3 separate regions of the Mus musculus genome follow, and all the other regions are linked to region 1. Evidence: chromatin loops called from intact Hi-C (ENCODE). Cell type or tissue: gastrocnemius. All regions are shown on one strand. Region 1 overlaps Cpne5 (copine V). Region 2 overlaps Fgd2 (FYVE, RhoGEF and PH domain containing 2). Region 3 overlaps Fgd2 (FYVE, RhoGEF and PH domain containing 2).

The links. Peaks named below come from ENCODE experiments on the same cell type or tissue, not always from the same donor. Only the 100,000 strongest peaks of a DNase experiment are listed, where the experiment ranks them.
Region 2: a loop joins it to region 1, with 3 times the contacts of the local background. A loop is called at or near these places in 19 of 42 quality-filtered maps.
Region 3: it touches region 1 in a loop (16-fold over the local background); 19 of 42 quality-filtered maps call a loop at or near these places.

The regions. Positions count from the first base shown.
Region 1 is chr17:29,175,953-29,178,452 of GRCm38, reverse strand. It overlaps Cpne5 (copine V), which reads left to right. Exons shown (of 21, transcript NM_153166.2): 11 at 2,250-2,291. Among named protein-coding and RNA genes, the nearest start is that of Cpne5, 61 kb to the left of the region's middle. In gastrocnemius, a CTCF peak has its summit at 1,368 (motif pointing left); DNase peaks (open chromatin) are centred at 1,367 and 1,582.
Region 2 is chr17:29,364,138-29,366,637 of GRCm38, reverse strand. Fgd2 (FYVE, RhoGEF and PH domain containing 2) reads right to left here. Exons shown (of 16, transcript NM_013710.4): 3 at 1,647-1,727; 4 at 1,028-1,176. Among named protein-coding and RNA genes, the nearest start is that of Fgd2, 4.5 kb to the right of the region's middle. In gastrocnemius, no CTCF peak of the experiment used is centred here; a DNase peak (open chromatin) is centred at 1,359.
Region 3 is chr17:29,370,268-29,372,767 of GRCm38, reverse strand. All of the region lies in intron 9 of Fgd2 (FYVE, RhoGEF and PH domain containing 2), which reads right to left. Among named protein-coding and RNA genes, the nearest start is that of Fgd2, 11 kb to the right of the region's middle. In gastrocnemius, a CTCF peak has its summit at 1,336; DNase peaks (open chromatin) are centred at 1,185 and 1,577; H3K4me3 peaks cover 255 bases; H3K27ac peaks cover 1,112 bases.

The DNA.
Region 1 (2,500 bases):
TATATATGAGTACACTGCAGCTGTCTTCAGACACACCAGAAGAATCAGTTCCCCCATTACAGATGGCTGTAAGCCACCATGTGGTTTCTGGGAATTGAACTCAGGACCTCTGGAAGAGCAGTCAGTGCTCTTAACCGCTGAGCCATCTCTCCAGTCCGAGATCTAGTTGTTGTTTTTTTATTAGTTGTGTTTAGCTATTGGTGGAGGAGGAAAGTGTGCCTTCTCTATGGCATACCATGTGGAGGCCGGAGGCCAGGGTTTAGGAGTCAGTTCTCTCCATCCACCCATGCGGATCCCAGGGGTCACACTCAGGTTGGCAGGCTTGGCCTCAGTGCCGTTATCCACAGGTGTCTCGCCAGGCACGCACTCAGTACCTCCGTCTGTGCTCTGGGTAGCAAGGCTTCCTGTTGCTAGGATGGTCCGTTTCACGAGAGTGTTAGGAGATCTCCACCAGCTTCGGGATTTCTCATTTGTTTGTTTTGGAATGGGGCCTCACTATGTAGCCTTGGCTGGCCAGGAACTGGACTTGTATGTAGATCAGGCTGGCCTTGAACTCAGAGACCTGCCTGCCTCTGCCCCCTTAGTGCTGGGATTAAAGACCTGTGACACCACAGCCCGACTTTAAGTAAAGTTTGTGTAAAAAGGCATTCATGCATGGTTAGATAATGTGGAAATCAAGAGGCATTTTCTAGACATTCCAACACAAGCGTGCGTGCACACACACACACACACACCATGAGCTATCCGAAGGGCCATACTAATCCCATCCTACAGTCAGGACTTGTGGCTCGGAGACATGATGTACCATCTCTAGGCCACGGGGCTCAGATCCAGTGTCCAAGCTGAAGCCACCAATGTCACACCTGGCCTCTTTCCAGTACCTTCAGAAACTGAGGTACAACTGGGGCAGTGGTGGCACACGCCTTTAATCCCAGCACTTGGGAGGCAGAGGCAGGTGGATCTCTGAGTTCAAGGCCAGCCTGGACTACAGAGTGAGTTCTAGGACAGCCAGGCAGGGCTATACAGAGAAACCCTGTCTCGAAAAACAAAAACAAAAACAAAAAAAAAGGAAGAAAGAAGTGTAGGCACATGATATTTCTTCTTTCATTTTAATAGTCTGGCTCAAGGAACCACAGGGTTTGCCTTTATAAAATAAGAACACCAAGGATGCCTTTAAAGCACGCTTCTGTATCTGCTTCATATTGTTCCATTTACAGAAAGCTAGCCCATGCATGCACAACCTTCTGGACATCCCAGGGTTCTATTCTGGAACTTTCTTCTGCTCCATTCTGTACACACACACACACACACACCTGGAGATACTCATCTGAAAGGAGACAGCGCCCCCTTCTGGGATCCACACAACTCCCAAGCCAACTCCTGGCAGAGCCGAGATGGACCACACCACGGTGGGATAAATAGATGCTAACAGAAGAGAAGCCAGTTCAGACTGCTTTCTGCATCCCATGTGGACCTCAAGACCAGAAACCCACACTTCCTGGGCCTCTTCCACCTTCCACCTTCCTAGACCCCTGGTACTGCCTGGCAGCTTCCCCATCCCTGGGCATCCCAGAGGACAGCAGACAGCACCAAGGGTTAACCGGCAACCCTCCACCTCCCTCCTCCTGCTTCTGGTCCTCTAGCCTGTTGCCATGGGAACAAGGCTAAAAATAAGATGGGCTCTCGAAGCCCAGCCCCATGCTTAGGAGTCAAAACAAACTAATTAAAGCAGCCTGGGTTAGAATGTGAAGAAAATCCCACCCTTTCTCAGAGGCCAGTCTTGGGGATGGAAAAGCTCAGCAGGCCACCCCAAGTCAGGGTCCAGGGGTGCTTTCTTAGCCTGCAGGGCTGGAGCTGGCGTTTCACCAGTCATACCCAGACTCAGGGTCCTTCCTGCCAGTCGTGTGCTTCCCCATAGAAGCGCCCCTGCTTTATTGTGAGATCTGCCTGTCATGGTCCTGCCACAGGTAAATGTGTGGCTTCTTGCTGAGGCTTCCACTCCATCTAGGGAAGCTAAGATGGTAGGATGAACAGAGGCCCCGGGGCTGCTTCAGCCAAATCCTTGAAATCTCAACATGTCCTGCCATGGCTCTGGGGTGGCCTCTGCCCCTAAGACCTTAAAAGGTCTTAAGATAGAATTTCTTTGCACACAGGCTTGAAATGTTTGCATGGCATCCTTCCTGGTCCGGGGACAGGAGGCCTGTCCTCGGGTCCATCCTACCCAGAATTCTTTGCTGTTTGTTTTCCAGGACCATCAAGGTGGAGGTGTATGACTGGGATCGTGACGGCAGGTAAGGGCAGGAGGGTGAGAGAGAGGTGAGCGGATGTAGGCAACCACGGGAAACTAGGCAGGCCCATCTGGGAATGAGGGGCTGGGTTCCATGCCGGTTGGTCTGCTGTTGTAGTAGCTTAGATCCTTGGAGGTCCTGCAGGACAGTATGCTGAGAGCCCTCCTCTCCCCAACATAGCTGCCAGTAGCCAGCCAGTGCCCACACTCTCC
Region 2 (2,500 bases), 190 kb before region 1:
TGGGTATGGTGTTAGGTGATCTTACAGGCCGGTTCCCCTTTACCCCCCACCCCCTGCTTCTTCTTTTTTTTTTTTTAGGTTTATTTATTATTGTAGCTAAGTACACTGTAGCTATCTTCAGGCGCACCAGAAGAGGGCGTCAGATCTCATTTCAGATGGTTGTGAGCCACCATGTGGTTGCTGGGAATTGAACTCAGGACCTTCGGAAGGGTAGTCAGTGCTCTTAACCGCTAAGCCATCTCTCCATCCCCCACCTTGCTTCTTTATGTTTGAGACAGGCCTGTTTGTAGCCCTGACAGACTGTTCCAGGTCTATGTAGACCAGACTGGTCTCCACCTCACTCTATCTCTCATTTTTAAAGTTTATTTTACTTATTACCATTACGTATGAGTGTGCATGTGTGTGTGCGCACTCGTGTGTGTGTGTGTGTGTGTGTGTGTGTGTGTGTGTGTGTGTGTTGGGGATGCTTGTAGTATAGCACACACATAGAGGTCAGAGGACAGTTTTGGGAGCCGGTTCTCCTCTTTCACTGTGAGTCCCAGCAATTAAAGCCGGGTCTGTGGGCTTGTTCAACAGATCTTTACTGATTGAGTTGTCTCCCCAGCCCTCCATCCCGTCTCTCTTTAGATTTATTTGTGTGTATCAGTGTTTTGCCTGCACATATGTATGTATGCATGTATGTATGTATGTATGTGCTCATGTGCATGCCTGGTGTCTACCGGGGCCACAAGAAGGCTATTGGAGCTACACTGGTTGTGAGCCAACATGTGGGTGCTGGGATCAGGGCTTCTCATGTAACAGTGACATGGACATTGCACCGCTGGCTAGGAAACCAGCCTGTTAACAGATGCCAAGATCAAGGCCAGGGACCCAGTCAGTACCATGACTCCCCTGACCTCTTAAGTCACAGGGCTTAGGATGGCCCCATCTTCCTCAGCTGTGCGAGGAGACAGCCACGGTCAGAATTAAACTCAAGCACACAGGCCTCCCAGGCCCCTCAGCCTGGGTCCGTGACTTGGGACCTCACCAGTCATCCACGCGCCGCTGCAGCTCGGGAAGGAAGAACTGGGCGTGGAAACGATAGATGGAGGAGATGTTGGAGAAAATGAGCTTCACCACGTCCTCAGGGAAGGCCTTGCTGCGGCCTGCCTCCCTCAGCAGCTCCTGGAAGAACACCTGCACAGGAAACCCGCACCTGCTCACGCCCTACTCAAAGAGGAAGTCACCACCCGCTAGCCAGCCCTGCAGCCCCAGGGGGACAGCACAACCCCAGCAGTCAGGCCTGCATCCTTGCCACACAGCTGAGAGAGATGGCCAGGAAAGACTGGATTCAGGCCACCTTACAGATGGGAGACAAGCCAGGACTCCCTAGGGCTTGGCCAAGGGAAGAGGGAACAGCCCCATATGTGTCTTCCTAGGCCTTGGGTGTTCCTTGGCTGAAGTAAAGGGCATCTAGTGAGGACAATCAAACGAGGCTGCCATGTATGAGGCTGGCCAGGACCGAAGACAATGCATGAGGTGCTAAAGGGCTCAGTTCTGATGCTTTCCCAAAGCCACCCAACGATGTCAGTGGGTTGAGTTAATGCCAAGTCCTGGGCTGGCATCGGTACTTGTGATATGATGGGTTTTGAGGGGTCCCCACTGGCCTGGTCAAGCAGGTGCAGGCGAGCCACATAGGCCTGCTCCGTCTCCAGAAGCTCTCGCACGACCCTCTTCTCCTCAGGTTCCTACAGGGGTAGAAGAGAAGGGTGGACAACTTGGCTTGCCACTCCTCAGAAGACAACGTTGCTCTGTCTAATAAGCAAACCCTCTGGCATTCCCGTTTTCCTGGTATACCAGGTCTGGCACTGGACCAGCTTTCATAGTACAGCCTAGAAAGGTGCCCTGCTCCAGGGCTGAGTCTTCAGGTTAAATGGTCTCCACCTGGGCTTTCGTGGGAACAGGGAGTCAAGGGGCTACTGTGAAAGACACCTGGCTGCCTGGCGGGGAGCCTCCTCTAGGAGGCCACACACACAAAGGGGAAGACACATAGAGAAGGGTCTAGCATCCCAGCTGAGCCATCCTCTGGCTCCTCAGAGCTCAGGGGAGCATCAAGGTTACATGAGATCATAAGGATAGGCTGGAGAGATGGCTCAGCGGGTAAGAGCACTGACTACTCTTCCAAAGGTCCTGAGTTCAAATCCCAGCAACCACATGGTGGCTCACAACCATCTGTAATGAGATCTGATGCCCTCTTCTGGTGTGTCTGAAGACAGCTACAGTGTACTTATGTATAATAATAAATAAATCTTCGGGCCGGAATGAGCAGGGACTGAGCAAGCAGGGCCGACTTGGAGCGAGCAGGGTTGACTGGAGCAAGCAGAGGTCCTAAAAATTCAATTCCCAACAAACACATGAAGGCTCACAACCATCTGTACAACTACAGTGTACTCACATACATAAAATAAAATTTTTAAAAATCTTTAAAAAAATGATGGGGCCACAAATCAATGTGGTTGGT
Region 3 (2,500 bases), 190 kb before region 1:
CACTTGGGAGGCAGAGGCAGGTGGATTTCTTAGTTCGAGACCAGCCTAGTCTATAGAGTGAGTTCCCGGACAGCCAGGGCTACACAGAGAAACCCTGTCTCGGGGGAAAAAAAAAAGAGTGAGGTTGGGGGCTGGAGAGATGGCTCAGTGGTTAAGAGCACTGACTGCTCTTCCAGAGGTCCTGAGTTTAATTCCCAGCAACCACATGGTAGCTCACAACCATCTGTAATGGGATCTGATGCCCTCTTCTGGTGAGTCTGAAGACAGCTGCAGTCTGCTCATATAAATAAATGAGCCTTAAAAAAATAAAAGGACTGAGGCTGGAGACTGTGCTGTATGCACAGACTCACATCAGGGAGGGCTGGGTGTGGTCTGGACCCTGTATCCTGCTGGATGTGGGGAGCCTGGGTGACGTGGAGCAGAGCCGCCACTTTGCAGCTCAGGCCTGTGAGACCTGCTGCGAAGGACAGATGCCCTGAGAATAGAGGGGCGGGCGCTGAGGGGGCAGCGTGGGAGACCTGGATGAACTGTTACCATTCCTGTCAGAGGAAGGATCGGGAAAGGCAAGTGGAGGCCTAAAGCTTGCAGGAGTCCAGGCAGGAAGGGCTGGAAAGCTATGAGAGGAGAGGGGAAGCCCAGGGAGTTCTGGGTCTGAGTCAAGATGCCTTGGGATTGGAGCCTCCAGGTTTGTGTGTTCTTTCTTTATTTCTTTCCTTCCTTCCTTCTTTCCTTCTCTCTCTCTCCTCCCCCCTCCTTCTCTCTCTCTCTCTCTCTCTCTCTCTCTCTCTCTCTCTCTCTCTCTCTTTCTTCTTATTTTTTCTGGTCCCGCTCCCACTCGCTCTGGCCATATTTATTTCGTATATGTGGGTACGCTGTCACTGCCTTCAGACACAGCAGAAGACAGCATCAGATGCCCATTACAGATGGTTGTGAGCCACCATGTGATTGCTGGGAATTGAACTCAGGACCTCTAGAAGAGCAATCGGTGCTCTTAACTGCTGAGCCATCTCTTTAGCCCCTGAGCCTCCAGGTTTTAGCTTCCCGCTGGGCTGGCTTAACCACACTCTGGAGGTCTGGCTCAGTTCAGGGTCTTTCTATCCCACACAGTTCTTTGGGCTCATCAACAAAGGACCCCCTGCCTGCTTCAGAAGGCTCTCCTGATCTCCTGATATCTGTGGCCAACTGGCACATCTCCAGATCTTGTCAGAATGAGATGTTTGACTGCCACCTGCTGGCCAGCTTTCACTGTAAATCTGCAATCTATGACATATCACAGTTGGCTACTGATGGCACCTCTGGGATAAGGTATCCTTGTGCAGGGTACAACCTGTTGGGTTCTATGTGAGGTTCCTGGATGGCACGCCTGTGTAACCTCTCCTTCTTTTTAGGCTGGGAAACACAAGGGCCAGCTCAGACCAGGTCATACATAGGCCATAGGCCGGTAGAACAGCTAAGGTGGTTCAAGCCCCTCTGTCCCTCAAGCCTGACTCAAAAAGTGGTTTCCATTTGTTGTAGACAGCTCTTCACCCACCATGTCCAGCAATGTCCAGCAGAGGGTGCTATGGGGCTGCTAGCCAGTGAGACAGACTTGCCAAACGGTGGCAGCCAAGAGCAGGCATACAGGGAATTAGTGGCTTTCTCACATGGTCGCAGCTGGCGTTAACCTCACCATGTAGCCAAGGATGGTCTGGAATTCCTGACCCTCCTGCCACCACTTGCCAAGGGCTGAGATTACAGATGGGTGCCACCACTCCTGGGCTACTGGGTACTGGGGCTCTGATCCAGGCTCAGTGAATGCTAAGCAAACCTTTTACCAAAGGAGCTACATTACAAACCCAGGTTTGTTTTGTCTTTTGTTTTGTTTTTTTGTTTTTGTCTGTGTTTGTATGTGTGTGTATGGTGTGTGTGTGTGTGGTGTGTGTGTGTGTGTGTGGTGTGTGTGTGTGTGTATGTGTTATTTTTGAGATGGTCTCTCTGTGTATTCCAGGCCAGCTCGGAATTCACTACAATCCAGACTGTCCTGAATTTGCAGTAATCCTCCTGCCTCAGCCTCTTAAGTGCTGGGATTGCAGGCTGTGAATCTCCTTTGGGTTCTGTGTCTTTTGTCCTTCATCCTCCTCCTCCTCCTCCTTCTGTGACAGAGTTGCACTCTGTGGCCCTGGCTAGCCTGTAACTTGCTATATAGACCCGTCTAGCCTGAAACTCAGTGTGTAGACCAGTTCTAGATTCAAGCTCACAGAGGTCCACCTAACTCTGCCTCCTAAGTACTGAAATTAAACTCGTGCACCGTCACATCCAGCCTTGGTTGGCTGATCTCTGCTATGTTCCTCCAATGTCTTCTTCTCACCCCTAATCAGGTCACCCTCCTCCCTCAAACTTGCTCACTACCCTCCTCCCTCAGACTTGCTCACTAAGGGCCTCTCTCTACCTCCTCCCTCAGACTTGCTCATAAGGGCCCCTATCAGATACACCTGCCTACTCTCCAGCCTCTGGGACTCTC